Regions from separate parts of the Mus musculus genome. Here all the other regions are linked to region 1. Evidence: chromatin loops called from intact Hi-C (ENCODE). Cell type or tissue: left cerebral cortex. All regions are shown on one strand. Region 1 overlaps Slc35f3 (solute carrier family 35, member F3). Region 2 has its middle 8.6 kb from the start of Tarbp1. Region 3 holds the start of Gm31069 (a long non-coding RNA gene). Region 4 holds the start of Tarbp1 (TAR RNA binding protein 1). Region 5 holds the start of Coa6 (cytochrome c oxidase assembly factor 6). Region 6 overlaps Slc35f3 (solute carrier family 35, member F3).

Evidence for each region. Peaks named below come from ENCODE experiments on the same cell type or tissue, not always from the same donor. Only the 100,000 strongest peaks of a DNase experiment are listed, where the experiment ranks them.
Region 2: a loop joins it to region 1, with 4 times the contacts of the local background. A loop is called at or near these places in 20 of 42 quality-filtered maps.
Region 3: a loop joins it to region 1, with 5 times the contacts of the local background. A loop is called at or near these places in 11 of 42 quality-filtered maps.
Region 4: a loop joins it to region 1, with 5 times the contacts of the local background. A loop is called at or near these places in 21 of 42 quality-filtered maps.
Region 5: it touches region 1 in a loop (2.2-fold over the local background); 3 of 42 quality-filtered maps call a loop at or near these places.
Region 6: it touches region 1 in a loop (8-fold over the local background); 20 of 42 quality-filtered maps call a loop at or near these places.

Annotation. Positions count from the first base shown.
Region 1 is chr8:126,255,259-126,260,258 of GRCm38, reverse strand. The region is part of intron 2 of Slc35f3 (solute carrier family 35, member F3); the gene reads right to left. Among named protein-coding and RNA genes, the nearest start is that of Gm31165, 34 kb to the left of the region's middle. In left cerebral cortex, CTCF peaks have their summits at 1,938 (motif pointing left) and 3,487; DNase peaks (open chromatin) are centred at 1,941, 2,801, 3,495 and 3,765; H3K27ac peaks cover 1,303 bases.
Region 2 is chr8:126,481,142-126,486,141 of GRCm38, reverse strand. No RefSeq gene overlaps it. Among named protein-coding and RNA genes, the nearest start is that of Tarbp1, 8.6 kb to the right of the region's middle. In left cerebral cortex, CTCF peaks have their summits at 2,956 (motif pointing right) and 4,315 (motif pointing left); DNase peaks (open chromatin) are centred at 2,970 and 4,298.
Region 3 is chr8:125,955,066-125,960,065 of GRCm38, reverse strand. It overlaps Gm31069 (a long non-coding RNA gene), which reads right to left and starts at 3,115. Exons shown (of 2, transcript XR_388208.3): 1 at 3,011-3,115; 2 at 2,088-2,317. In left cerebral cortex, a CTCF peak has its summit at 4,211 (motif pointing left); DNase peaks (open chromatin) are centred at 558, 1,468, 2,147 and 4,193; H3K27ac peaks cover 564 bases.
Region 4 is chr8:126,471,826-126,476,825 of GRCm38, reverse strand. Tarbp1 (TAR RNA binding protein 1) reads left to right here and starts at 1,761. Exons shown (of 30, transcript NM_001159907.1): 1 at 1,761-2,571. The coding sequence starts at 1,761. It also overlaps the pseudogene Gm6091. In left cerebral cortex, a CTCF peak has its summit at 429; DNase peaks (open chromatin) are centred at 396, 1,750, 2,006 and 2,164; H3K4me3 peaks cover 2,011 bases; H3K27ac peaks cover 1,294 bases.
Region 5 is chr8:126,420,092-126,425,091 of GRCm38, reverse strand. It overlaps Coa6 (cytochrome c oxidase assembly factor 6), which reads right to left and starts at 2,591. Exons shown (of 2, transcript NM_174987.4): 1 at 2,262-2,591; 2 at 1-89. The coding sequence starts at 2,405. It overlaps Gm51604 (a long non-coding RNA gene), which reads left to right and starts at 2,722. Exons shown (of 2, transcript XR_003947620.1): 1 at 2,722-2,823. In left cerebral cortex, CTCF peaks have their summits at 2,691 and 3,387; DNase peaks (open chromatin) are centred at 1,950 and 2,651; H3K4me3 peaks cover 2,076 bases; H3K27ac peaks cover 1,471 bases.
Region 6 is chr8:126,380,495-126,385,494 of GRCm38, reverse strand. It overlaps Slc35f3 (solute carrier family 35, member F3), which reads right to left. Exons shown (of 8, transcript NM_001363500.1): 4 at 3,161-3,380. Among named protein-coding and RNA genes, the nearest start is that of Gm51604, 39 kb to the left of the region's middle. In left cerebral cortex, a CTCF peak has its summit at 2,587 (motif pointing right); a DNase peak (open chromatin) is centred at 2,461.

The DNA.
Region 1 (5,000 bases):
CAGGTGAAGATGAGCTTCCTAACCCTAACCCACCACATGTAGAACCCTATCCCTACCCTACCCAACCCTACCCCTCCCTACCCCTATTCCTACCTACCTCCACCCCCACCCCTACCTCTACCCCTACCCCTGGTGTGGGTGGAGCCAGAGGAGAATGGGTGGGAGGAGGAGGTCTTGACTAGGGCGGTGCAAGCTGAGTAGAGAAGCCGGAAATGAAACATAGGGTCCATGACACAGCAAAGATCCAGTCCTTCCAGCAGGATCGATGGTACCAAAGCCAAAATCTCCAAGTTATTACTTTATTATTGACACAGCCATTTATCTTAATATCTAAGACTATCTTCATTCTACTGAGCATGACATGGGACATGCAGGCTTATGGAGGACAAAGAGGACATCTCGTGTATGCACAGGTCCCTGGGTAGCCACTGGAACACAAGAATGCTTTAGTCAACATGCACCAGGCTAATTACTTTTGGAGGAAAGTCGCATTAGGCTCCCATAGTTAATATGTCTCATCATCGCTAAGCTCTACTAAGCAGCTGGTAGATTCGGATCTCTCCAGCAATATACTGTCACTTGTCCTTCACCAAGAAAGTCGTCTTAAATCCTCACACTTGATGGGGATATCAAGATAAAAAATTATTTTCCCCCCACTAAGGAATAATGGTCCAAACTCAGTAGTTTCCATCTTTAGCCTGGCACGGAGACTCATTGCAATCCCAGTGCTTGGAAGGCTAACACAGGAGGTTTTGCTATGAGTTCAAGGCCAGCTCAGGCTACAGAGTGAGATTCTGTCTCAAAATCATAGAAATTAACTAAAAAAGTTTAAATAATTAATGTTTTTTTAAAAATTCAGCATTTCCTGCTTGGCAGGTAGAAAGAATCCCAGGAAGTTGCTTGAGACTACCTTAAGCAATGTAAAAACAAGATTTTCAGATATGCAAACTGATTGGATTTAGTAAGCTCCAAGTAAATGCTTAAGTAACCGATTCCTGATTATGGATCTTAAGGAGGATCAATGTAGAGAATGTAAGCAAGACTGAGTTTACAGCTGGGTGTGGGGTTCACTCACACACAGCCGTGACTCTGGCAGAGGGGAAGGAGACGGGGGTGGGGTGGGGTGGGGGGGCCGGGGGACCAGGCTTCAAGCTCCTCCTGCATTGGCAAACTGAGACCCAGGACACCTGCCTAGCCAGGTGTGGTCTCTTGCACTGCTTCGTGAATGTGGCTGCAGCTGTGCAGGATGACCTGACTGCTCTGAGCACAGCTTTTCATCTTCTGGAATGTAAGTGTGCCGTGGTCCTTGGCAAGGGAGGGGCACAGTGCATGTGCACCACGCACAAAGTTCTGGGCAAACATATCATACACATTCCTAGGTCTCAGCAGATGCCCTACACATGGCAGCTGACTTGTTACTGTTATTCCCAGAAGGACATGAACAGCCATGGCTTCCTGGTAGCACACCCCCCTGACTTTGAAGACTTTATGAGCAGAGGTTAAACCTTACTTTTATATCATGCACAATGGATCCCAACTCCCATTTACCAATGATAATATCATTATGACTGTTCTATCAGCTACTTTTCTTATCTCTGTGACCCAGTATATGACAAGGAGCTTAAGGGAAGAAAGATTTATTCTGGTTCATGATTCAAGGAAGAGGCAAGGCCAGGTATTGCAGACACTACTACTTGAGTTGAGGGAATTGGGGATTGGAGCTCACGTCCTCATCCTTGTGGGGCACTTTAGCCACTCACATCTCAGCTCCGCTTTTATACCAACATGACAGGATTGCCCTTTAAAGTTTCCCTTTATAAACAGCAACAAACAAAAGCCCCAAATGCGCGTCGGGGGCTCCAAAGGACCACGCCCCTCCCGACCGCTGCTTAGCAACCCGAGGAAGCCGGGCTGCGAAGACGTGCAGTCAGCGCCACCTGGTGCCTGTGAACAGGAGTGATGAAACTTCCTCTTGCCAACTCCACACTCAGACCCAAACCTTAGTTAAGTCTCTTGTTCCGCACTGGTAGTTCGGTTTTGCTTCTGAAAATAGCAGTAGCTCTCTCTGCATAGGACATCACCTCCAGGGATGAACGTGCACGAATCTGAGGAGAGGCTACTCTACTGCCTTTAGATGTCGGGGTGCCATTCCATGGGCGGAGGGTCTGGGAGGAGGAGGTGAGCTGAGCGGAGGCCTTCATGTCTCTCTGCTTCCTGACTGCTGTCTGTCACCTCTGCTGCCACATCCTTCTGTCACAATGGATGGTATCCCTCCAAGAGTGAGCCTAGAGAAACCCTCCTTCCTTAACTTGCTCTTATTGGGTCTTTTCTCAGCAAGCAAACTAAGACACCTGACAAGACCAACCTAGGGCTGAGAGGTGATGAGAAACAGGACCGGAAGCAGGCGGAGCAATGCCCCCTTCCCGAGTGCACCTCATCTGCCCCTCTCGGCTCCCTTCGTGAGTGAACCTCGCCTGCCCTAGAGACTCTCAGCACAGATGCCCTGTTCTGAACCTGCCACGTTCAGGAGCTGGAACTCAGAAAGTGTAACTTCCCCCCTCCCTCCTCCCAGCCTCCACCTGTGTTCTCTTTTTTTTCCCCCGTTCAAAATTGCTGTCCTCGAGTTCCCTTCTGTATCAGTTCTTAAAATTCTTTTTCCATGAGAGGACAATGCACAAAAGAAACCCCGTGTCCCTTGGTGACACTTTCCAAGGTTCTTAAAATACCTCACAGACCTTGGGCTCCTCGCTGCCAGCTGGGAGTGTCTGCAGAGCTTCGCCCACAGAGGAAATTTCCTGGAAAGGCAGGCAGGCAGGCCGCCTCTCCAGATGGACCGGCTCTATCCAATCCCTCCACGTCCCAGCCCCAATGCAAGAGCTTTAGTTTGATGATGGGGTCACCGTTCTGTCATTGGGCTGAGGGGTTTACACATGGTAATTATCCTAAGTTCATGGGACCTCTGAGGGACTGGGAGCACCATACAGACAGCCACAGAATGCCAATTATAAACTCCTCAGTCATAGTTAAACATTGGCTGCAACCCTCAAGTGTAATCGAGGGGAACTGGGTTTGAGGTTCCTTTGGGATTCTCTGGCTTAAGGATGAATTCTGACTTGATTAACATGGGAGAGAAAGGAGCATGCTTGGGTCTTGTTTCTTATTACAAAGACACATAGCACTAGACACAGATTAATCCACAAAAGCCATGGCAAGGACCTTGAATGGTCTTAAGTGCTATGAAAATGCGGCCTTGCCACTCCAAGCTCCTCACCCCCAAATCCCCTCCCCATACACATTGATCTCTACAGGGGCTTAAAAGGAGGGGCGTTGTCAGCCTCTTCCTACATGCCCTACAGTTGTCACGGGTGACAAACCCCATTATGCATTTCTTCAGTTAGCAAAATAAGAGTCCTGGAGAAGCTATTCCTATCAGTTCCTGCTCGCAGCTTTTAAATCCTGGTCTCCCGAGGGTTGGCTTGTCATTACTTTGTAAAACCAGCAAAGGGCGCACAGGGCTCATGTTGGTACCTCTGCATCCCTGGCTATTATATCCAGGTGCAAAAGACCCTTTCTATTGTGCACAAACAAGTCCACATAAACACCAAACGAGAGCTAAATTCCCAAAGTCACATCTAGCCCTGCCTCTGGAAAAAAATCCAGGATTTTTTTTTTCTTTTCTCTGTTAATAACACACAACAGTAGATCATCTATGCCTTTAAGCTTTCTGTGTAGGTTGCCAGTGAGTGTTCTGAAACCCCACCACCATCACCCACAGGGCTAACCCTACCTATTATATAAGTGAGCTTAAACTAAATTCTCCACGTAATTCAAGAGCCTTCCCACGTTAAGGAGCTGTGCTGCTCTGTTATAGGAACTGACTACAGTGGACCAGAGGAACATTCTATAAGGTGGCTCAACTTTGTGCTGAGATTCTAGATCTTGTTAGTATTTTGTGCTCAGGCCAAGTAGCTAGAAGCAGAGTATTGCGTCTGGGGTATTAGGCATATGTGGTGAAAGGCACTTCTGGGTCACAGTTCTGTCAGCTGGGGGTGAGACCAAGGGTCACAAATTTTGTCCGGCATTTTGATCCTAAGGAAGGTATAAAAGAATGTTACCATTCATTTTCTGTTGCCATCGATTTATTTGTCTTTAAAAGGCAAACTCATCCAATTCTTAACAATAGTAAATGTTCACTGGGCATCCTGTTATTGTAGCTGGCTTGCTTGGGAGGAAAGAGCATGTTCTGAAGAGACTCGTGTCCTTGACTCTGGCTGTCTGGACTGTTAAAGTACCACGGGGACCTGGAAAGAGATAGACAACAGACTGTCTTACAGGAAGAACTAGAGCCCAGGCAACAATGTTGGGGGCCACACCTTAAGCAGGACTGATGCTACTTCCAGTGTGATCACATTGACTAAATCTTTTCTGCTTCACTTTACTAATTTAGCTTTTAAAATTGGCTTATTCAAGGCAGGTGGCTGAGCCTGGCTTGCTAGGGCAAACCCTGACTTTAAAGTCTGCAGCCCTGTGTGCGTGACATTCTGCTGAAACCAAAACGCCACCATCCCTGCCTTGTGATGTCCTTACTATCTCTCTCACTCTCTGCTCTGCAGCTGTCTGGGCTCAGTGACTTCTTTAAAGGCTGACTCACCAGTTTCTGCTGTGGACACTTGCAGCAGGTCCTCCAGGGGCACTTGGGGTGGAAGGGGTTAACTGGAAACTAACATCATTAGTAGCGTGTGAGTGCTGAGCTAGGAATAATGTGTGTGAACTGGTTCTTTATGCCAATATGGAGAACAAGTGTGTATTTAAAATACAGAATATGAAAGTGTTCCTATATGTCTCTCCCATTCCCTATCAGTTGGGTTATGAGATCCAAGGGATTGTCCTACTAATTACCCACTTCTGGATTTGGGAGCAATCTATCTTCCCTTTGGAAAACTGGTCTTTCCTCTCCACTTTGTCACAACACTGTGCTCCAAGGCTTCAAGCTCCGTAGC
Region 2 (5,000 bases), 230 kb before region 1:
TTTCTTGCTCTCTCTTGCTCTCTCTTGCTCTCTGGCTCCTGAAGATGTAAGCAATAAAGTTTTGCCGCAGAAGATTCCGGTTTGTTGCGTCTTTCCTGGCCGGTCGCGAGAACGCGTGTAAGACATGACAATGAACTAAACCTATAAACTGTAAGCAAGCCCCAGGTAAGTGCTTTTTCCTTTATAAGAGCTATTGTAGTGGTGGGTGGGGTCTTGTCACATCAGTAGGCAGTGGTGAAGACACACAGCAGAGATGAGCTAGGTTTGGCTGTGACATCTCTGTGCATGTGTGTGATGTGGTTTGGTCCTATTCAACCCACTAAGACCCTTATTTATTCTGTTCCCCCGAATCTCCTTCCTTTCCTCCAATAGCCCAGCTTCTAGTGAGCTATTCCTGCCTTTCATTTCTCTGTCTATCTTTCTAGATTCTCCCATGTGAGGAAGGAAATAAGGCTTTCTGAGTCTGACCTATTTCATATCACAACATGACCTCTAGCCCCCTCCCACCCCCATTTCCTGGTAAACGGCACAATTCCATTGTTAATGGATCTATAATACTCCATATATATTAAATATATGTATATATACATATACTCCATTCTATATACATACAAACTCCATATATAGAGAATATATATTATATACTCCAGATTATGTATATGTATATGTGTATGTATTAGTCAGGGTACTCTAGAATCACAGAACTTATGAGTAGTCTCTCTATAGTAAGGGAATTTGTTGATGACTTACAGTCTGTAATCTAGCTCCCCAACAATGGTCAGCAGCAGTGTGAATGGAAGTCAAAGGATCTAGCAGTTGCTCAGTCCCACAAGGCAAGCAGGCAAAAAAGAAAGAGTGAATCTTTCTTCTTCCAATGTCCTTATGTAGGTCTCCAGCAGAAGGTGTGGACCAAATTAAAGTTGTGTGCCACCATGCCTGGACCTGGGACTTGCTTTCTCCCAGATGAACTTGAACTCAGAGATCTCCCTTTCTTAATCTTCTGGGATTCATAGCCACTGTGCCTCAAGATCTCCATGCTGAGATCCAGGTCAGAAACTTGTATCTCCCAGCCTCCAGATTAGGATCACTGGCGAGCCTTCCAATTCTGGATTGTAGTTCATTCCAGATATAGTCGATTTGACAACCAGGAATAGCCACTACAGTATATGTACATGTGTATGTGTATGTGTAATATATAATGCTATATATGTAATATATAATACTATATATGTATATGTGTAATATATACTATATATGTGTACTATATAACACTATATATACTATATATTCCAAATATAGTATATATACATTTAGATACACACACACACACACACACATGCACATGCACACACACCCGTGTGCACACACATACACATTTGATTTGTTTTTTGAAGACAGGTTCTTTCACTGGCCTGTAGACTACTAGGTATGCAAGGCTGGCTTCACTGACTGAGCCATCTCTCCAATCTCCATATAGTTTGTTTCTGCTTTGACTCAGGACTCTAGACTGATGAGGGATAGGCTTCTGTCATTGTCTGTAGGTTAACACAGGCTTTTGTAGTCTGTAGGCTTGCATGGTAGACTTGCAGAGAGAGAGAACAGTGTCTGGGACAGCAACTGCTCCAACACAGTGCCTAGCATGTCACAGGTCCCCAGGCACTTGCTAGGTGTCCTAGTGAGGGTGTCTATGGCTGTGAAGAGACACCATGACCACAGCTACTCTTACAAAGGAAAACATGTCATTGGGGCTGCCTTACAGGTTCACAGGTTTAGTCCATTGTCATCATTGAGGGAAGCATGGTAGTATGTAGGCAGACATGGTGCTGGAGAAGGAGCCAAGCATTCTACAGCTGGATCTGCAGAAAGCAGGAAGAGCAACAGCAATGGACTTAGCTTGGGCATATGAAACCCCAAAACATACTTTCTCCAACAAGACCACGCCTCCCAATAGTGCCATTCCTTAAGCAGTCAAACATGAGCCTATGAGAGCCATTCTTTCTCAAACCACCCCTCTAGGGCACCAAGGCTCACATTACTTCATCTTTCCTGACATCCATACCATTCCCAACCTGTGAGTCTGAGAAGTGCTAAGACCCCACACCGTGCTGCTGGAAGGTGGTCCAGCTGAAACCATCAGTTAGTCCTACAAAAAACAACCCCAGGGCCTCCTGATGAACCCCTCTCATTAGAGAGCTGTGTGTAGGTGCTGAACAGCCTGGCCCTGCTCATTCACCAGGATGTTAATATTTCCCACGCGGTCTGCTTCAAGGCATAAAAATAAATTGCCCAGAGAGTACTCATGCTGATTATGGATTTTCACTGAGAGCAAACAAGATCAAGCATGCGTGTACCTCCACATTTCCCTCCAGGCACTAGGCTCTTCCTTGCAAAAAGACTTGAATGGGTTCTTAAGATTCTCTTCCTACCCACTGCCCTTTAAAGCTTTCATTCAGACCACCTCCTTCCAATTCCACACACTTCTAGAGACCCCTGCTGTGACGGGGTCTCTCAATGGATGAGATGCTCAGAACTTTTTGGGTGCTATCAGAACTGGTCAGGAGGTAGAGCTTTGTGTGCACTGGGGGAGGGGGGACTCGAGGGAGAGTGGTCTTCAATGTTTCTGTGTGCATATATATTTGTGTGGATTGTGTGTGTGTGTGTAGGTATATGTGTGTGCACATGCACAGAGGTCACAGGAGGGAGGCAGATGTCTTGCTCTGACACTACTGAGACAGTCTCTTGCTGAAGCTGGAGTTGTTAGTCTGGCAGCCAGCAAGCCCCAGTGATCCTCCTGTCTCCACCCACAGAGGAACAGGGTTACAAGTGGACAATGCCATATCTAATTTTGTTATGTTTGTGCTACTATTGAAACTCCGGTTCTCATATCCATCGAGTCTGTCCTTTCTCCAGTCCTGTGGTCTTCATAGAGCAGGCTCGTGGGGAAGCGGTCATTTCCAAGGCAGCCTCTAGGTGGTGCTGCTCAATCACATCTTTGCACTGAAAAGATATGCAACTAGGGCACCCTGGGCTTGAGTTAAGGGCCACGTACCTCTCTCCCATTCCAAAGGTGCCCATCTTTTCCCCAAGGCTAGGAAGGTGCTGGCACAGGGTAAGGGAAGGGAAGGGGTTGTAGGTGGAACTGCCTGTCTATCACAATTTAGGTGCACAGAAACAGGGCCATGCAGAGTAAATTTGCCTTGATCAACTGCTTCATATAGAAAAGTTAACTATTGAACTGGTCCATTTAGCTAACAAAATAGGCTTGCAAAATGGGTTTCCCCCGCTTCTTCAGAAGCACCATCTCCAATGTGGCTCCTGGTGGTGAACACCTGTGACCCCAGCCAGCACTCAGGAGCTGGAGGAATGGTGATCGGAGGTTCAAGGTCATGCTCAGTTACAGAGTTTCAGGACAGCCTGGGCCGCATGGAACACTGTCGCAGAAGGTGGCAGGATAGGGGAAGAAGAGGAGGAAGAGAAGGAGAAATAGGGGAGAGGAGAGAGGAGAGGAGAGGAGAGGAGAGGAGAGGAGAGGAGAAGGGAGGGAATAGAAGGGGAGGGGAAGGGAGGGGAAAAGGAAGCAGTTATTAGCTGATAAGAGAAAACTGACCATGGTTAGAAGGACCACAGATGACTAATTGAAAAACCCGGTATTTTTAAACTGAACTTCATGACATTTTTGCCAAAGATGGTTTTCTCTTTTTACTTCATGGCATCTAGTGAATGGACTTTTCAGCACTGAAGACTCTTGGAACTATTGTTATTTACCAGGGTTCTCCACAGAGATAGATGCTGAGTGTGTGTATGTGGTGTGTGTGTGGTGTGTATGAGTGTGCATGTGTGTGTGTGTGTGTGAGTGTGTGTGTGGTATGTGTGTGTGTGTGTGTGGTGTGTGGGGGGTGAGTGTGTGTGTGCAGTGTGTGTGAGCATGTGGGGGTGTGGTGATATGGGAAGAGAGTAGTATGTAGGGTGTGGGGGTGTGTGAGTGTGTGTGTGGTGTGGTATGTGTATGTGTGTGGTGTGTATTGTGTAGTGTGTGAGTGTGTGCATGTGTGTGTGGTGTGTGAGGTGTGTGTGTATTGTGTGTGGGCACATCCCAGTATATGTTGCCCTTGTGACTTCTAGGGAGGGAGGCCTGGAGAAACCAATCCCAGAAGATTTCTAAGCTCCCCTACCCTTCTTAGAATCTAGAAGGAAGCAGTTGCAGCCTCCAGCTGCAGACGTCTGGTGTGATTGCTACTGTCAATCTTTCCAACTGTGACTGAGCATTTAGGTGGAAAGCTTGGGACAGGACTCCATTGTCAACAGCGCCACCTTCTGTCCAGTGAAACTCTAGCTTCTAAACAGATTTTTCTTTCCTTCTGATCTTGTTTTAGATTGTACAAGTGCCCTGCATTCCTGAACACACATGCACCCCAGATGTACACATTAAAAAAAATATTTTCCAGTGCCCCTTCAGTTCCATGCGCCTCTCAGACCAACTTAGTCCGTGCTGTGCTTCGACATCATCATCTTCATCAGAAGCAGCTGAGGCCGACTCGACAGTGATCCACAAGATCAGACCCAGACCTCCCCCATGGAATGATGAGGACAGAAAGGCCCATAACACCCCGTAACTCCCTTCCTCATTTGACTCTACCACTCCACCTTCCCCTCCCTGACAGCTATAGGTAAATCTGGCCCAGCTGCCAGTGAGTTCTAAGGATGAACACAGCTCCTCAAGTTTATGAGGCTACAGCTTTTACCTGCTGAGCCGTCTCACCGGCCCACAGACCCAACTCTTAAAAAAACACATAAGCTGTGTCTCAACCATACATTTTTCATTCCTTCATGCAAGAAAATAATTATCATGTGCTAGATGATAGACATCTGGGTCACAGAGACCATACATACAGGCACTCGGGCATATTGATATTCCTAAAAATCTAACAATCACTTCCTATGATGTTTGAATTTGGGGGCTGATAGTCAAAATGCCAGCTGTTGGAACCCCTGGGTAATTT
Region 3 (5,000 bases), 300 kb after region 1:
TTCACGATTGTATTTTCTTGTATTTTACTACACTAAAGAGCTGTTCCGTTTTAAAATTCTTTCATTTTGTCTTCTGTGTAAAGAACCAGAAGCTTCCATCCTGGATAAACCAGCAGTGCCTCTTTCCCCACGCTGATTTATTAGAACTCCAGGTTCTGCAGATAAGCTACAAGAGGCTGCTGTGCTCTTCCTGGAACCTCACTGTGTTAAGGTTAAGATCAGGGTCCACGGTCTCTGTCAGGAAGCCTTGCTGCCTGGCCAGAGACAGCTGCAACTCTGCCAAGCTATCCCAAACTGCTTTTCCATCTAGATTCATGCTGGGGACTGACTGAGGAAAAGCTGTGGGATCCATCCTTGGGAAGTGCACGGCCATCTGCTGCTCATGTGTTCCAGGGAAGAGAATGAGCTGCCTGCCTCGGGTGTGAGAATCTGGCACCACATGGTTATCTAGAGATGACCACCTGGTCCTCCCAGGAAAAGACCTTGCTTGTTGAGAGCAGATGCAATGACTTATCCTTGTCTCCCCTCACTGTGGCCACCTTGACAGGCACACTGTAAAGGATTCACAGGAAACAGAAGGGCAGAAAGAAACATCCCACGTCTACAGATGCTCATGAGTCACTGGGAAACCCTGTGGGAGAACCAACTGGTACCGTCATGGAAGTGTATGCTTGGAGTAAATGCTGTGTCCTCTGGTTGACAGCTCTGACAGCTCTGGCCCAGAACTGCCAAACCAGATGGTTGCTGCTACTGCTTTTTTTTTTTTTTTTTTTTTTTTAAGCTGGTGCAGGCGTGGTGACACATACCTGTAATCGCAGCACTGGAGAGAAACAGGCAAGAGGGGCTTGAATTTGAGATTAGACCTTGCCGAAAAGAAGGAGGAGGAGGAGGAGGAAAAGGGAGAAGGAGGAGGAGAAGGAGAAGAGGAAGAGAAAGCAAGAAAGAAGAGGAAGAAAGAAGGAGGGGAAGAAGAGAGAGAGAGAAAGGAAGGAAGGAAGAAAGAAAGAAAGAAAGAAGAAAGAAAGAAAGGAAGGAAGGAGGTGGAAGAGAAGAAGAGGAAGAAGAAGAGAAAGCAAGAAATAAGGAAGAGGAAGAAAGGAGGAGGAGGAGAGGAAGAGGAAGAATAAGAGGAAGAAGAGGAGGAGGAGGAAGAGAAGGAGGAGGAGAAGTCGAAGAAGAGGAGGAGGAGGAGAAAGAGGAGAAAAAGGCGAAAGCACAAAAGCATTGTGGACCCAAGACATCACAGATTCATAAAATTGTATGTGTGCCTGTGGCATGTGAAGCTGAGGAACAGCAGAGTGGGTGATGGGCAGAGGTGGTGTGGGGGGCAATGGGGTACAGTGATTATGCTCAAAATGTACTACACACTCATGAAATGGCCTTGAGTAGCCCTGTATAATGAAAGGGGAAATGGAAAAAAATATTTCTAAAGAAACATATGGCATAGACTAAGAAACAGGAAATTGTTGGGATCTAGACTCAAGCAAGCCAACAGGGGAAGGCGGCATTTCTGAGAGTGTTAAGCTCTGCCCCTGTGTGTGCTTGATACTAAAGAATTATTACTTTATGTGTGTTAAGAACATGGAAGCTAGAGAGGCGGTTCAGTCACTAAAAACGAACACTTCCCAGCCTTCCGTTCCTGGCACCCACACTGGTGGGCTTGCAGCTGCCTGTAACCCCAGCTCTAGGGGATCTGATGCTCTCTCTCTCTCTCTCTCTCTCTCTCTCTCTCTCTCTCTCTCTCTCATAATTGGAAACAAAAATAAATCTAAAAACTCTAAAGAATGGGGATATTTTGTTGGGGATATTTTGTTACATTTGCAAAGGAAAAAGAGCGGCTCCTTCTCTGTTCACCCCCTCCCCCTGAGGTGTTCACAGAGCTCATGAGTGCTCTGCAAACAGGCCAGCCCCATGCAGTTCTCAGAAGGGGTCTAGCACCTGCTCAAGGGCCCCATTCACAGAATGTCTGTCTTGAAACTCTCCCCCCTCACCTTGAGTTCTCTAATCCTCTTCAAAGGCCCCTCTGGTATCAGAGTTGAAGCATGATCCTAGTTTCTGAAATAACCTTTTCAATAACCAGATAAGGATGCTTTTGTAACCTCATTTAATGAACATTTAAGGAAAGGAATGAGGTGCGCAAACCACTGCATCATCTTCGTTTCACACTCTCCTTTCAGCCTGAATAACTAAGTCTTGCTTATTGCTCATCCAGCGCAGTCAGCTGACGTCATTTCCATGTTCAACTGTTGGTCCTCACAAGCCAACCAGAGGTGACTGGAACAAATTCTTCCTTTCCTGTGTGGAATGCCAGTTATGGCTGCGGGAAGGAACAGAAGGACGCTAAGCAATTTTGAGTAGAAAATGCCTCTCAGGGCAGTCACCACTTAAATTTTCCCCTAATAAAGTCTGCTGTGACTGTCAGAAAAATTTTATTACACCATCATTAAAGAGCCAGGGCAGCTGGACTTTTCCTTCAGGGCCTAAAAATATTGGTAATTTTTTTTTTTTTGCAAGTCAGACCACAGCGTGAGAGCTCATCAGAGAGCCATTAGAGCTGCACGGGCTCACTTAGTCAGACCGCTCGTCCTGTGGATCTCAGCAGGGCAGAAAATAGGACTTGGCACCTTTGACAACAAGAACACATTGATCCACTCGTTTGAGTCCCAGGCTCTGAATCGATATGGGCTTCAGAGGCTCTCTGAAATTTATGCCCATTTCCTTTTTTCTCCTTCTGCTTAACCCAAGCCTTAGTACGACCTAGAAAAAAAAAAGTAGGTTTGATTTGAGTTCCTATGACATCATTAAAGACACTCTGGACCATGTGTCCAGAGTCCAACCACGATGTCCTAGGATGTCCTGAGTCTCTGATAACAAAATATTCTTTGTTTACTCATCATGGTGAGAGACAGGACCAACAGACAGAGTATATACTAAATTTATTAGATTGGCTTACGGGATACAGGGAGGACAATCTAACTGTAACTGACAACCGGGAGGCGAGCCGACTTACCAGTCACAATCTTACTGAAGGCCTGGAGGATTCCCAGAGAGCTGCTAGCCTTCAGTCCTGCTGGAAAGCTGAAGAGGCTGGGCTCCCGTGGCAGTGGGGGATGCCAACAGCTCGCACAAGCAAGAGGCAAAGGAGGGCAGGGGTAAAAGAGGCTCTCTGCATTCTTGCCGGGAACCCTCTGCCCAGCATCCCTGGTCGAATCACCAGGAGCTCCCTGGGGTCATTTTCTCAGGCAGCGGTGAAGAATTTTACAGTGTGTCCATAGACACCAAGCAGGGACAGGGAATATCTTGCTTGCCTCACAGAAACTCCAGATTTCCCAACATGTCACCTGGATTTAAAAATCTGAAAACAGTTAAGCAGGTGTCACTGGGTGGGGGACAACTCGAGTTACTGTGATTTTCCCAGAAGCACATGCGGCCTGGTCAGGGCAGGTGTTAGGGTGTGCTCTCCAAGGGTATTCTTACACACATGTGTGCACACCTCAAACAGTGGATGTGTGCTTTCCTGCCAGGACTCATTCTCCTTGTTCTTTGAAGGTGCTTATGTATATCATTGAGGAAGAATTTTGGAGAATATATAGAAATCTGGAAATTGACCATTGATTCAATATGGCAACCAACCCAAGAGGGAGCTGGGTTGTGTCTTTGGTAAAGCCCAATGAATGGCATAAATAAGACGTTCCGCCCCAGGGATGGGGGAGGTGGTTTAACTAGTAAAGCGGTTCTCTCACAAGCCTGGGAACCTGGATATGGTTACCCAGAACCCATGGGGGAAAAGCTGTAAGAACAATAATTGGTGGAAAGAAAGAAAGAAATGACCTGTTGTCACCAAACAGCCCTCAAAGCAAGGTCAACTCATGCCCTGTCATCCCAGTTGTCCCCACAAAAGCAAGCTCACAAGTGAGATGCCACCATTGTCACCAGCTCAGCTCAATCTAGATAGAAATAGAAACCATCATCTATCTTTGCCTAGTAGACCCCACAGATCTACAAAATACCCCCAAATAGTGCCTTCAGATCGCACTGAGCCACAGCCAGTGACCATCTGAGTCCCTGAATCGATGAGTTTTTGTTCATCTTTTCTATGTCGCCGCTTTGTACTTGGTTATTAGGACCCTGTCTCTAAAGGACACACAGCAAATTAAGCCTCTAAGCCTCAAACTGAAGTCTGGGGTTGGTAGAGTATCCAGGTTTAGAGCGCCCCCGTGTGGTGTCTCTGGAGAAATACCAAGTCTGACCACCATGGTTTTTTATGTCTGTCTCCCTGCTTTGCTCCCGTGTTCCTGGTTTGCTCTGGTTCCTTTTCCTTTCACTGTGCCCAATGTCAGTGGGCAGCGATAATCCCAAAGAGCCCCCGTAAAGGTCTCACTGCGCTGGCTGCGAAATACAGCCCGCCATTCACACGGACAGTTTTCAGTAGAGACCACATTTGGTCTTTCTGGTTGTTCTCGCCCAAGAAATGAAATGCCCTCTTAGCACAACACAGAACAGCCACCAGGATCTGTGGGATCTCACCCCACAGTATTGGTGTGTGTGTGGGGGGGGACATTGTGGTGTGCCAGGGTCTGCTGGGCTCTGCTAAGCGGCAGATTGAGGTACCAACATGCATAGGGTTTGAACTCGTAAACCACGTGGCGCTGTTAATATGGGCACAATGCAGAGTCACCTGCCGGGGCTTGGGTAACCTACAAGAGGCAGAATCTCCAAAGAAACCCGACCCACTCTCCCCCAAAAGCCACCAGTTGCCAACAGCTCTTCACAGGGGTAGGGTTTTATGAAGCACACTGGGGTTTCGACTGGCTTGATGTTGTGTAAGTCTTGCACGTGCAGTCCCGGCTGTGAACTCGGGTGCACAACAATCCTATCAGGTCCAAAAGATACTGTTTCACATAGTCGCCCGACACCTCCGACTCTCACAGTCTTCCCTCTCCCCTCTCCCACAAGGATCTGAGAGCATTTGGTGGTAGGTATGCGATACAGACACGCCC
Region 4 (5,000 bases), 220 kb before region 1:
CTAAAGTTTGCACAGCTGCCATGAGCTACATCAATCTACCCACCGTGCTGCCCAGCTCCCCCAGCAAGACCCGGGGGCAGATTCAGGTGATTTTCGGGCCCATGTTCTCAGGGAAAAGCACGGAGCTGATGAGAAGAGTCCGGCGCTTCCAGATCGCCCAGTACAAGTGCCTGGTCATCAAGTATGCCAAAGACACGCGCTATAGCAACAGCTTCTCCACACATGATCGGAACACCATTGACGCATTGCCAGCCTGCATGCTCCGCGATGTGACCCAGGAGTCCTTGAGTGTGGCCGTCATTGGCATCGATGAGGGGCAGTTTTTTCCTGACATTGTGGATTTCTGTGAAATGATGGCCAACGAGGGCAAGACAGTAATTGTGGCAGCACTGGATGGGACCTTCCAGAGGAAGGCTTTCGGCAGCATCTTGAACCTGGTGCCCCTGGCGGAGAGTGTGGTGAAGCTCACCGCTGTGTGCATGGAGTGCTTCCGAGAAGCTGCCTACACGAAGAGGCTGGGTCTGGAGAAAGAGGTGGAGGTGATTGGCGGAGCCGACAAGTATCACTCCGTGTGCCGCCTGTGCTACTTTAAGAAGTCTTCAGCCCAGGCTGCTGGGTCAGACAACAAAGAGAACTGTCTGGTGCTGGGGCAGCCGGGAGAGGCCTTGGCTGTCAAGAAGCTCTTTGCCTCTCAGCAAGTCCTACAATACAACTCTGCCAACTGAGGGGACCTGGGGCCTGCCAGCTCCTACCCAGGTTGGACTCTCAGAGAGCAGGGGGAGCGCGGGCCTATCATTCCTAATGGACACTGTGCCTTGAACGGGCTCATCCATCGTCCACTCGCTGAAGCCGTTTTCAGTTCCCTTCTTGATTGCCAAGATGCCTCAATGCAGGCTGGAGCCCAGACCCTGCCTGGTGGCTAGGGGTCCCGCGTTCAGCCAAAGGTGAGGACAGAGCTGTCCACCATTGTGACACTGGTGGGGCTAGTTTCTTCCTTGTTGGTGGCTGGGTTTCAGTCTCAGAGCCCCACCCTCACCAAGGCTCCAGGCCTCTCACAGCTCCCCCATTTATGCCTAAACATTCTCTCCTCAGAACCCCAGCTCTTAGTGAGCCACTTTTCTTGTGCAAAGTGAACAATATTAAAGTTTACTACTAATGAAAAAAAAAAAAGAGTCAGGCTCTCTCACTGGACCTGGAACTGATCTCAGCCATACTGGCTCATCAGCGACTCGGGGGAGTCGGGGAGGGGGGGGGCGGCGGGGAGATGTGTCTCCACCACGCAGGATGGTAGTTACCTCTCCATGGGATCCTAACTCAGATGTTCATGCTTTCATAACATGCCCTTTTCCTACTGACCAATCTTCTCAGCTCTCATAACTTATTTTCAAAACATAAATCCAGATTTCATTTGTGATCCATTGTTTTAGAGACTTTGTGGTAACTCTTAACATGCACCCTTTTAAAAAGCAGCCATCTGGGGGGATTGCAGGATATCTATGTGAATTTAGGGCCAGCTAGAAAATTTAGGCCCTAGGCCTATTTCCAATCGGGAACTTCGGAACTGGTGTAATACTATGTCTGCAGCAACTCTTTTTACTAAAAACTGTGAGTGGCAGGAGGCATCACACTCCCAACAAAGTTGAAGGAACCTTATGCGGTCCTATGCCGGGCAGGGTATGTGTGGGTGGGAACCTCTCGCCGCGCACGCGCACTCGCGCTTAGGGTGGCCGGCGCACGCGCACAGGTCTACTCCCCGCGAAATGGAGCGGGTGTTGGCGGACGCGCTTCTAACGCAGAGTCGGGAGCCCGGCGAGTTGCTGGGCGCGCTGTGCGGCGGGGAGGCGAGTGCGGAGCGGGCGGAGACCCTGCGCCTGGTGCTGCAGCGGCTGGAGGAGCGCGGCGCGGGCGCCGGCGCGCTGGCCAAGGCGGCACACGAGGTGGCCAGGGACCACCTGGTGCCCTTACTGCACGCGTCCCAGGGCGGAGGGCCTGCGAGGCCCCGCGTGCTCCGAGCGGCGAGTGCGGCGCTGCGCTCGTGCGCGCGCCTGGCAGGACCGGAGCTGGCAGTCACTCTGGCCGAAGAAGCGCTGCGCGAGCTGCCGAGCGCGCCAGCCGTGGAGCTGCTGGCCGCCGTGGCGCCGTGTTTACGCGCGCCGGAGGATGCCCCGCTGCTGCGTCGCCTGGGGCGCGCGTCTGTGGAGCTGGCGCTGGCCGGGGACGCGCCGCCGGCCGTGGGAGCGCGCCTGCTGCCCGCGCTGGCACAGAGCGCAGAACCGGCTCTGCGTGCGGCGTGGGACGCGCTGAGCTCCGCGGGACCGGGAGCTGAGGGCAGCACTGGGCCAGAACTGCTGGTGCTGAGCGCACTGGCCGAGAAGCTGCTGACCAACCATGAGCGCCACGGGGATCTCGACGCCCGTCTCTGCGGCCGCTTCTGGAGAACCGTCCAGGCGGGGCTGGGCCGCGCGCAGGACGGGCTCACGCGAAAGCGCGCGCGCTACCTGCTGCAGAGGGCTGTACAGGTGTCTGCAGAGCTGGCGGTGGACTGCTCCTGCAGCCCCCAGGACACAAAAGGTACCCACTTGTCTCTCTAAAAAACAAAATTGTGTGTGTGTGTGTGTGTGTGTGTGTGTGTGCGCGCGCGCGCGCGTGCCTGTGTAAGTTTATGTGCATCACGTGCGTATGCTTGGGAGGGCATCAAATCCCCTTGAGCTGGAGTTAAAGGCAATTGTGAACTACCTGATGTGTGTGTTGGGAGTCAAACTCCAGTCCTCTAGAAGAACATCAAGTGCTCTTAACCCCTGAACCATCTCTCCAGACTGGCACCTACTTATCTCTTTGCCCCAGCCACACTCTGCTACCTCAAACCAGCCTTCAAGGGGCGTCCACCTCATCCTGAGCGGATTTGACACTTGCATGTGGTACCCTACACCGGCCTCCTCCTGCACTTTGGGAAAAGTGGACCCAGTGAAGGTTAAGATATCGCACACGCGGTAGCATGCTCTGTGTAAAACCAAGCCTGCTCCACGCCTTTACATCCTGATAGAAAAAAAGTTGACATCCGTATCAAACTGAAAGAAGGGTGCTGTGTAACCCAAGTTAATGTTTGAAACTCGAGGTACGGAATCAAATATTAATCCCTTGACATTCCCTTTAGGAATATTAGGAGCAGGGTTAGTTAGTGCTTTCTAAACATAACCCTTAAGTCATCGTGTGTGCTTGCGCCCAGGCCTAAAGTCAACAGGTGTTGTCCTTGATTATTCTCCATTTTATTTTTGGGCCAGGGTCTCTCTCGCTTGCTCTCTCTGAATCTGGAACTCAGGATTCAGACGCTTTCTTTCTGAAGTTTGGAATTGTGTTTCCTCATGGTCTCTGCACATTTGTGGTTTTGTGGGTGATCCATCTTTCCTGTCTCTGCAGGAATGCTCTCTTGGGGCCTCCTGCATTCAAAGCAGAGCTGGGACTGTAAACAGCTTGGTTTTGTCTTTAGGGCTTGAGTGATAGTTTGCTCAGGTCCAACTTCTATGGGGGAGACATTTCCATCCACATTTTAAAGGCTTCCATCCATCCATCTAGAAGCTGGAGATGCTACTCTTGTTGTTTTGAAGTTGAGATAATTCTGGATCCTGCTCAAGGGCAGTCTGTGACTTCTCTATAGGGTACCAGGGGTTTAGGGCCCTGGCATCCTGGAACCTCCTTTTTATCCATGTGCACCTACACAGTCTGGAAGTCAATGAGCTTTGATTTGGGGAAGTTTTCTTGAGTAATCAGGTGGTTATTTCTTCCCTTGCTTCCTTTTTCCTTCTCTCTTCTTGACTTGGAACCTCTGGGACTTACCATTTGTCTGTTTGTCTTAGTTATTTTTTCTGTTGCTGGAATAGAGACTATGGCCAAAAGAAACTTGTTGAGGAAAGGATTTATTTCAGAACACTTCTCTCAGGTCACACTCCATCACTGAGAGAAGTTAGCAGGAACCTGGAGACAGGAACTGATGCAGAGATGATAGAGGGGTGCTGCTTATTGGCTTGCTCAGCCTACTTTCTTAGACAATCTAGGACCACCTGCCCAGGTTTGGCACCACCCACAGAGAGCTGGACCATCCATCATCAATCATGAGTCAGAGATTTCCCCCAGAGGCTTGCCTACAGGCCAGTCAGATAGAGGCCGTTCTCAGTTGAGGCTTCCTCTTCCTGGGTGACTCTGGCTAGTATCGAGTCGACAAAGCCCAGCCAGCATTGAAACTTCTTCAATAGATTTTCTAGAATTTTGATGTTTCCTTCACTCACTGGTTAATTTCTTTGGTTTCCAGTCTTTTCTCTGCGTTTCTTGTTTCTATGACCAGATTTTAGTTTTAGATTTTAGTTTTCAGACTGTTTTGGGATAACCCCTTTCATTTTACATAGCATCCTGTTCTGATGTGTGTGAGCAGACCCCTCCATGGCTCAGCCCAGCTTATAACCTCCAGTCATAAGCAGAGACTTGCTGCCTAGGATTTCAGGTTGTTTATTTTTTCCTTTTAGGGGGGTGTTTCAAGGTAAATCAAATTATTTCTTGGCTTTCCCTGTCAACTAAACTTTCTTTTTCCCCCAGAGTCAGCTTAAAATTTCAAATTTTAAGTTTTATTCCTTTGTTTGTTCCTACATTATTTTTGTTTTTGTTGTTTCAGTTTTGTTGGGATTAGCCTCTGTGAAGTCCTTTACTGTAGAGTCTTGGGGAAGAAAGTAGAGTTTGGGCATCCACAACAGTAATCTTAAGGAAACAAAGCACGGTTAGATAGGCATGGTGGTACGTGCTTGTCATCCCAGGGGAGGCAGGACGTTCTGGAGTTCAAAGCCATCCTTGACTATATAGTAATTTCTAGGCTATCCTGGGAGATTTTTGTCTTTAAAAACTCTCAGCCCAAATAAACAGAAACAAAATTTTAAACTCAGAGTAGCCAAAAAAGCAAACAACAAAAAACCAAACCAAAATTAAATTTAAAATTTCTTTCTGAGTTTCCCAAG
Region 5 (5,000 bases), 160 kb before region 1:
TTTTCAGTCGACTGTGAAGACTGGAATCCTCCTGCTTCAAATTTTTCCTTGAATTTTAAGTAGTCTCTTCTTTTGTCAAAATATTTTATCTATGGAGATAAAAAGGCCTGACATTAGAGCAAGTTACACAGCTTAGGGAATCAAAAGCACAGATTTAAACGTAGCATGTTACTCATTATCAATGATACTGAAGCAGGATGGTAGTTTGTATTCTGGAATCCTGAGTCAGGAGTCTAGTCAGCTTCTAAGAAGCCTGAAGAACCAGGAGTCTATCCTTCATGACTAGTGTTTCTGTTTAGTGTCCAAACGACCTGGGAACTTATGAAACAGTTTTATGCACACTGGGGCCTAGTAGGTCAGGAAACTTTCAGTTTTACAGATGATTGCTGGCTATAGGTTCAGTGTGTCGAATAAGTTATTGCCCCTGGCATTTTTCTCAACTCTGTTTTATCTAGAAGCACACACATCTGGGGAGGCAGACAAATGACTAACTAGTCACATTATGAAGATTTGGGGTTTTTATTCACAGCTTCCTCTCTCTTCATGGGGTGTGATACTGACCCAGCACCTGTAGACAGGACAAATGCAGGACACCCCCTCCCCCCCAACATGTGCACTGTGAGACTAGAAAATGCTGCTCTTGTTAAAAGCCTTCAGTGTATGCCCTAATGGACCCCCCCCCCCCCCCGCCTTGTTCACTGAGAAATCGTGTTCTCTTGCATAACAGGCAGATTTGAATGGCGCACCCTCTGGCCCAGAGTATCAAAGGTAGCCCTGACTGCCAACCCAGGTGTAGGTTTCAAACAGTTTCTGAACACGATGTTCAATCTTTAACTTCATGGGAAACAGGACCCCAGTTCAGAGTGGGTAAGGAACTGTTTGTATACAGCTCCACTAAGCCTGTCACAACACTGCTTCCTCTGAAGCCTCATCCCTCCCCTTAAGTCCCTTTGGTTTGATGGCCTCTGTCCCTCTGTTGTATTTGACATGGTATTCATAAATCTGTTCAGTCTGTCTGTCAATCTTGAACTAACTGCACTAGAATGGGTGTTGCATAAAGGATATAAGATTAAAAAGCATATGATATCCCTCACATTTTGTGGCAAATTATTGTAACATCTGTCAGGATCAATGCCCCAAGAGACAATTACATTTAAAGGTAATTTAGGCATTCCATCCCAACTTAAATGGGGTGGGACAAGCCATACCTTCTACAGGACTGATTGATCAGAACGGGAGTGACTACGGAGAGGTTTGATTGCTGCCAGGTCTGTCTTTAGCTCTCTCTACTCTTAAGCTCTCTTAATCCCTTGCCCTCTTCTGTGACTGACATAACACCCTGGTGACAGGTGAAACCTTCTGTAATGTTTTAACAGACCACTGGCTTCCACCAACCAGAAGGCTTCCTTTGCTGTAACAAACTTACCTTTTGTTTCCACCGTTTGTTCTGTTCCATAAGACTGCATAAAACTTCTGCCAAATGGTATCTGGGGAAAACCTCATACTCTGTTCCTGAGCCAGTCACTCATATTTGGCTACAAAACAGACTAGCCCTTGAAGCGAGAGCAGTATTTTGGTGTTGACAACAGCTTGTCCAGAACTCAGCACCTCTTAGGGTGTTTCTCCTCCCGAACCTGTGGGTGCACCAGCCACCCTGAGCTGTGGTTCTCTTGTCCCTGCATAGCACATGCCCACATCTTTCTCATAGGACCGCTGTAGAGCAGAGTACACGTACACTTCAGGATCTTAGTTCGAATCCTCCACTACAGAGGCTGCTTCATCCTGGAGAAATGTTTCTCCTCTGATGCATGACTCCCGCGGCATAAATCTGGATGCAAGACCTCCCAAGGCTGAATTTAAAATCCCAGCGAATGAATCCAAGTGTCTCTCTCAGAACACATTCCCATGATCCTCCATCTCCTCCCCACCCTCTCATGCACGAGTGTCTTTGGACACACCTCTCAGTCTTTATAGGAGTCGACAGAGGCTGGGACAAGGCGAAGAGAGGGAAGAACTAATACTGAGTGAGCCAGACTGCTTAATATGACCAGGCTCTAGGGGAGGAGCTGTGAGAAAGGCTATGGACGCCTGCAGAAGTCACAGCGCTGTACCACCAGGTCCCTTCTCCAGAGTCTGGTAGCGCTGTCATTTTCTCCAGTAATACCAACTAACTGGTGACTTCCAACGCGTGACCTTGCTCCTCAAAACCCACCCTAAGGTGAGGGTGCGCGCAGGGATGTGTTGCACCCCGCGGGACTTACCCACTGCTGGGGGCAGCTGGCCTCGAACGAGCTCCTCAGCTTCTGGCACCGGGCCGCGTCCTCCGCGTTGTCGTCCAGGCAGCGCCAGTACAGGTCGCGCGCACCCCAGCATGCCTGCCTTTCCTTCATGGAAGGGGCTGCCATTCCTGCCTGCAGTGGTCACGCGGGAAGCCACGCAACATGCGACCGGGGCTCAGCCTACGTGGGAGAGCGGTGTGGACTGTGGTTCCCGCACGGCGGTGTCGCCCCGCAGGTCCACCGACTGCACAGGGAAACTCACTGCGAAAGTACCCGCCGCCGATTGACCTGCCCCGGCCTCCGTTTGCAAATAGAAGGGCGGGACTTCCGGCCGAGTCCGTTTCTCCGGCGGATAATTTCCGGCACCAGGGGCGTGGCCTATGGGCGGAAACTAATATCTGATTGGTACCGCCCTCTGTAGCTGCGGCTGCCCTGATTGGCTGAAGAGGGACCCGGAATTGGCGGAGGCGGCCGAGCCGGCACCAAGCTCCGTTCTCAGAGTGTGGTGAGAAGGGGATAGCTCGCCGGAGAGCGCCGACTCTGGGTGAGGGTGAAGCTGAGGTTGGCCATGCTAGAGGTTCCCTGTGCCTTTTATCAATGTCAGGTTATAAAAAGGTATCCGGGCGTGGTGGCACACGCCTTTAATCCCAGCACTTGCGGGGCAGAGGCAGGCAGATTTCTGAGTTCGAGGCCAGCCTGGTCTACAAAGTGAGTTCCAGGACAGCCAGGGCTACACAGAGAAACCCTGTCTCGTATATTTATCTCATTTTATCGATATGGCTGCAATTATGACTGTGCATAATGGTACATCAAGAGCAGACATGAATGAAATGGGAAATAAAAGCAGTGATGTTCGCAGCCAGCCACAGCTGTCTGTATATCTCTTCCCGACCGTCATAATCAAGAATTCATTGGAAACTGAAATAACAGTAGCAATTTCAGTAGTGAAGTTTAGCTCTGTAGATGACAAGAAAGTGAGGCTCTTATAAACAAATGAAGTTTAGCAAAGTGTACAGTTTCTAGAGAGATGGTGCTAGTAGAAATTTAAATTTGCACTGAAAATCCTTCTACAGACAAATTCCAGATAGTTCCTCCAGGAGGTTCCTCTCGACTTTTACTAATTAAATTCTACCTGTATTCTTGCTACTGTTAACTTGTACTAGTTACAGAACCTCCCCAACTCTGAAATAACAAACTCCTTGGAACTCATTGATTTATAAGAGAGAGGAAGAGGAGGGAGAGGGATAAAATGGTGTGATAATGCTTTATATGTCTCACTTAACTAAGAGGGTTTGCTGTAGAAGGATTAATGTACATGATTATGGGAGCCATCCAAGACTTTGTTGAAGGTGTTAGACATTATGCATTGTATGTTCCCCAGTGTCTTGCCAATATATTAAAAAAAAAAAAAAGTCCTATTCAAAACTCTGGTGGACCTGTATGAGAAAATATGATTTAGGGGTTGAAAATTAATTTTTAAAAATTTATTATTTTGTATGCATGGGGGTACTACATGCATGCAGCCTTGAAAAGGTTTTTTTTTAGCCCCACTCATCTACACAAACCCAAACAGCATCATGAAATGGACAGAAAAGACAAGTTGCAGTGCAGGCATTCACTATACCTACAAACCGTAAGACATAGAAACCCTTTCCTTCTCTAAAGGTGCACAAGACAGATGCAACACTGCTGAGAAAATGAGCAGTCTATGCAGATACTGAATCCTCATTGGTTACCACAGCAGTATATGCAAATACTGACGTCCTCATTGGTTAGCACAGCAATCTATGGAGATACTGACAGACATCCTCACTGGTAACCACAGCAATATATGCAGATGCTGACTTCCTCATTGGTAATCATAGCAATATATGCAGATACTGATATTCTCACTGGTAACCACAGTAATATATGCAGATATTGACAGACATCTTCACTGGTAACCACAGCAATATATGCAGATACTCACGATATTCTCACTGGTAACCACAGCAATAAATGCAGATACTCATATCCACTACAGTATTAAGGATAAATACATAAATAGTAAAACCATAAAGGGCAGCAAAGATTATCACAACTGTCTCTAGGGCTAGGAGAGATTTGATCAGGAAGGGCACACAGAGACTGAATGTGAAGCCTTTGGGTTCTGCTCCTAGACCTGGGCGTTTGCTTTCTAAGCACTTTTTTAGCCATGCACATGTTTTGTTTATGTTTTTCTGCATGAATGTGTGTGCCCAGGTTTTAATAGAATAAGTAATTGGCCCAAGAGAGTTGATCATTGTTGTAATTGATCTACAGAAAGATAATAGCAGCCATTATAGAGAGCTTGATTACTAAATTTTAATGTGTTTACCATCTTATATGTTCTTTCTGGCCAAAAGTCAGCCCAGGAGAGTCCTGGCCAAAAGTATAGGCCCAAGAAGGGTTATCATTGTTGGGGCTGATCTACAAGAAGATAATTATGACCACCATATAAAATATGATTATTGACTTTAATGTGTTTACTATATCTGTTCTTGGGCAGTGTTTAGTGCTATATACCACTCATGCAGCCACAGTTCTTCCTTGTCTGTGATGAGACTGAGGCAGAGAGGAGACATACTGCCAAAATGAGTGTACTGTAGTCGGGTTCCTGACTTATCCCCTCAGGAGATTCAACCACCAAAAAGGAATCTAGAGGTTTGAATGGACAACAGCAAAGTCCACGTGCACATTATC
Region 6 (5,000 bases), 130 kb before region 1:
GCATCCTGGTATGAAGGAAACCCAGAGGAAGGGAGAGAAGGAAGGTGGGGGGGGAGAGGGAGAGAGAGGGAGAAAGAGAGGGAGGGAGAGGGATGGAGAGGGAGAAATGGAGAGGGAGGGAGGGAGAAAGGGAGAGGGAGAGAAGAGAGAGAGAGAGAGAGAGAGGAGAGGAGAGGAGAGGAGAGGAGAGGAGAGGAGAGGAGAGGAGAGGAGAGGAGAGGAGAGGAGAGGAGAGGAGAGGAGAGGAGAGAAGAGAAGAGAAGAGAAGAGAAGAGAAGAGAAGAGAAGAGAAGAGAAGAGAAGAGAAGAAGAGACAGATTTATGATAATTCTGAAAGTATGTGGACTGACATCTGAAGTAACAAAGGAGACTGGGTTATTTTTTCCTGAAGACTTGCAAGGCAGATTCCAGCCTCTCCCATGTTCTTCATTACCAGTTAACAATCAACAGTTAAGAGCTTCCATCTCAACTGGGCTGTGCAGAGATTCAGGGATAGACTAGAGGAGCCAGACAAGAGCAGGCGAGGCTGCCCTCAGCTGTGGAGACAGACAGCTCAGCCCTGTGTGTTCACTCAGGCAGGAAGTACCAGAGACAGTGACTTCCTGGGGTCCTAGCACTGGTCTTGAGGTCTGTGGATCTGTGTGATCCCTGCTCTCTGAGGCTTTAGTAGGAGGCCCTTTGGAAGGTGAGGTTGCCTTCCAAAGTGTGTGGATGCTTTCCCATCTTGCTTTCAAGATCCTTCAGTCAGAAGATCAGAGCCCGGGTCCTCATCTAGCCTGAGAGTTCAAGGAGGCCAAGTGTGGTATGGAAGATATCCGCTGGCTTTATGTTCCATACACTGAGACACTGGAGGGTTCTGGATTCCGTGTGAAAGCATCCCCTGCCTATTTTCTGTGCGACACTGGATTCTCCTCACATCTGTCAAGTTTGTCCTGTGGATTCACAGGTTCTTGATACAACGTCCCAATCCAGGGCACCAGATGATAGCCTCTCTTCTCTGGCCACTTTAAAGTCTAGGCAAGCTACAGTTCCAACATTGGTTCTGCTCATGGATGCACAGCCTTGTCACTGGCTCCCAGTCTGAGCATTTGGCTACCATGTGAGAACCTTTGTCCCAGGACTCACAGAATTAATTGTAAGCAGAGTTGGGGACCGGCAGAGCTATGTTTAAACAGACACCTCAGCAGCAACCACCTGGTGACACCAGAAGTGACCAGGGTCTCCAGAGTATTAGAAGATATGTTTCCTTACATTTTGGACCTGTCCACCACCTAGGTCACTAGAACTGCGGATGCCCCTTCCCATCTTCAATAAGCTGTAACTGGGTGACTGAAGCAATTATTTTAACCACACAAGTCTTATTTGCTGCCCCTGCTGCCCCATAACCCCGCTTCTTGCAAGTCTTCTCCTCCACAAGGAGGAGCCTTGGTCCTATCCTTCACGTCTATGAAGCTGGCATTGATCACCCAACCCCCAGGCTGGAAGCTACAGTAACTAGTAAGACTTTGATAATTCCCTAGAAGCAGGAACTGCCCATCCCTGACAAGGACTTGAGTGGCCGCCAGCTGTCTCTCATTTTGCCTCATGGATTCCATGAGCTTTCTGAGCTTTGTATTGATCCTGTAGCCTACAGTGGGAAGTTCTTCAGTGACCGGCCATGCACTTCTAAAAGGAGAGCATGCCTGCCTGCACAGTGTATGCATATTACAACATCCTGTCATCCATGCGGCCCTGTAGCTTCTCCCTACAGCACCCACTGAGTACCGAAAGCCTAACACAAACCTGTAGTGTGCAGGGGTCAGTAGAGAGCACGTTAAACAGAGGCTAGCATTGCCAGGCTATATCCCAGTAGAAGGGTATAGGAAAGTCTCCTACCCACAAACAACAAACGAGCACAGATCTCAACCACACTGTGTTCTGCAAGTCGGCTGAATAGCTCAAGTTTACTCTCACCCACATCTCTTTCTGTTTCTGTGCCATTGACCTTGAAGCATCTCTTTCCCATAACAAAAAAAATTGCTCGGGACATCTGCATCATGCCCCAAAGCTCTATGGAGTCTCTTGATTCTTTGACCCCTAAGTAAAGCCTGCAAAGGCATAACCATGGATTAGTGACCCCGGCACACCCAAGTCTTTAGCTCTGAGTCTGTGTGAAGCACCTGCAGCCCCTCCAGACACATATTAGATCATTGATTTACTGAAGGCTTTTCTGGGTGGCAGCCTGGGGCGTGAGTTTTTATTCCAAAATTAACACTGAGCCTCAAAACAAACTCTCCCCCTGCTGTAAGCTAAAAATATGAACCAGCAGTTGACTCACGTCCCCACTGCTGTTTGTATAACTCAGGTGGGCGTAAGCCCACCCTAAAGGTGATGTCATTCGTCTCAGGACAGTGAAGCAAGGACAGAAGCAGAGGACCCGGAGTCTGCCTCTTGATGGTTGCCAGCAAGGTTAGCTCGAGTGAGGCTACCCAGCACCGGGCCCTGAGCTTCAGGAAGGAAGGAGGAGATGATCAGCTGTGCTCTAAGTGACCAGTGTTCTGGCCTACTCTGTGGCAAGGAGAAGAACAGCAGAGGCAGCCCCTCACCACCAGAGGGAGCAGGTAGAGAGCCACCAAGATTCTGTCCTTGACCAATGGCACCCATTTCCTCTCCTTGGGTTAGGCATTTCCATGTTCCTGCTGGGACTTTGCATTGCACTTACCATGCTGCACACAGCTGTCATGAAATCTGGCTAGCTCTCAATCAACTATGCAATTTTCTCTGGCAAAATTCTGGCCATTCATGGAATGCCATCGCATTTGCCCTTGATCAACAGTTTGAAGTGAAATCCCCACCCCACTGCCCTGCCCCAGCTCTCAGCTCTAATTTAGCACTGGCATTTCTGGCTACATGGTTCAGGCAAGGCCCCGAGCCTCTCCCAGACACATAAACCAGGTTGATTCCCTGCTTGGTACGAGCTTTAGGGGATGCTCGTGGAAATGTCGGGGATGAAAGTTGCTCTCACAAATGCTTCTCTAGCGTGGGTAGCAAGCAAGGAGGCCTGAAAGCCATAGCAAGAACCGCACCCTTCTGAGGATCAGGACCTCGGTCAGCAGCTGCTGCTTGCAGGGCGGGGTTTGGGCACGACAGAGAGGGGCAAGACAGTTAATGGAGAACTTACCCTCACTCCCATGAATCTGTCCCTGAGAACAATCCACGACAGCAAGAAAACAAATGATTTGTTGCAGCAGAACAGGACGGAGACGTCTGTGGCGTTTATCTTCTTTATTGCGTGTAAGTACAGGTAGTTTGTGAGAGTCCAAAGAACACCAAAAGGTGCTGCCTTGGTAAAGAACACTTTCAGAGTCAAGCCATTGTCTCCAAAGAACCGACAGCATTCCCTAAAATGAGGGGAGGGGAGGGGGAGGGGGAGGGGAGCAGAGGGGAGGGGAGAGAGAGAGAGAGAGAGAGAGTTAGTTAGTTATCATCTTGGGTTCATACAAACCATGACTTACCTTCTACTCAGCTAATAAGCAAAAGAAAAATTAACAGGGAGGGGAATGTGGTTCATTTGGTGGAACGTTTTTGCCTAGCATGCAAGAAGTCCTCGTTTCCATCCCCAGCCCTGCAGGCACAACCCTGTAATTCCAGCATTTGGGAGGTGGAGGGAGGGATTGGAGATTCAAAATCATCCTTAACATACAGCAAGTTTGAAGCCAACTTGGTATACGTGAGCTCCTGCCTCAAAGTGGGGGAAACAAAACAAAAAAGGACTAGGTCTCTTAGTTGCTATTATTTTTATTATCTATCGATGCATATTTGTGTTATTGGGCCCGCAGAGGCCAGAGGGGATGGTTGGTCCCCAGGAGCTGCAGTGAGAGGTGACGGTGAGCAGCCCCACACTGTGGCATGATGTCACCGGCTGTTGTTCCTTCTGCTTACTCCATGGAGTGGCAGCTTTCATGGCAGGTGTGCCAGGATTATCTGACCGGAAGACTCAAGTCCATAGGAGCTGACTGTGGGGTTCAGTAACTTTCAAGTGGAAGATGAAAGTCACTGGCTGGAGCATCTGACCCATGACTCATGGGTCGAAGGCTCAACAAGAGGGTTGTAAACTTACTTTGACACTGAGATCCATCCTGCAGCTTGACGGTGTGGTTTTCAAAGGCGAGCATTGTGGGTGAGGATATCAAGTCACAATGTGTAGAGGCTGGAGCACCCCTGTGTGGGCTAGAGCATTTTTTATTTGTCTTTTCTGATGGGGAAGGTGGTGAATAAGAATGGGTAGTTTTCCTTCGTGGTTAGGCAGAGATAAGCACTGTAGAAAGACTTATTTGACTCTGTGTGTGCATGTGCGCGTGCTTATGCATGCCTGTGTGGATTTTGTGCAAGTGCCCATGGAGGCCAGAAAAGGGTGTCAGATTCCCCAGAAGCTAGAATTATAGGCAGTTGCAAGCTGCTTTATATGGATGCTGGGAACTGAGCATGGGTCTTTTGCAAATGCAGCAAATGTTTATGACTACAGAGCCATCTTTCCAGCCATTGGATGAGCAGTTTTTGAGCACACGAATACATTCTGGCTATAATACAAATAGTTTGAACTACCTGCAAATCTTCTCCCTTCATTTGTTTGTTTTTTTTCAAGACAGGGTTTCTCTGTGTAGCCCTGGCTCTCCTGGAACTCACTTTGTAGACCAGGTTGGCCTTGAACTCAGCAATCTGCCTGCCTCTGCCTCCCAAGTGCTGGGATTAAAGGTGTGCGCCATCACCGCCTCACTCTCCCTTCTTTACACTATCATGTGAACATTCATGTCTCCCCTTCCCTAAGCCTGCCCAGAAGAGAAGCAGCTAGTGCATCCAGGAGATCAGGTTCTTACAAGATGGCACCAGGCAGAACACACTTCAGAAGAAACCTTTCAGACAATTCCAGATTTTCCAAGGAGAGTTCACTGGTATTTTAAAAATGTTTAAGCAAAGCAAAGCCTGCCTTTCTTTCACAGTCAGTGAAAGAGGCAGAGCAG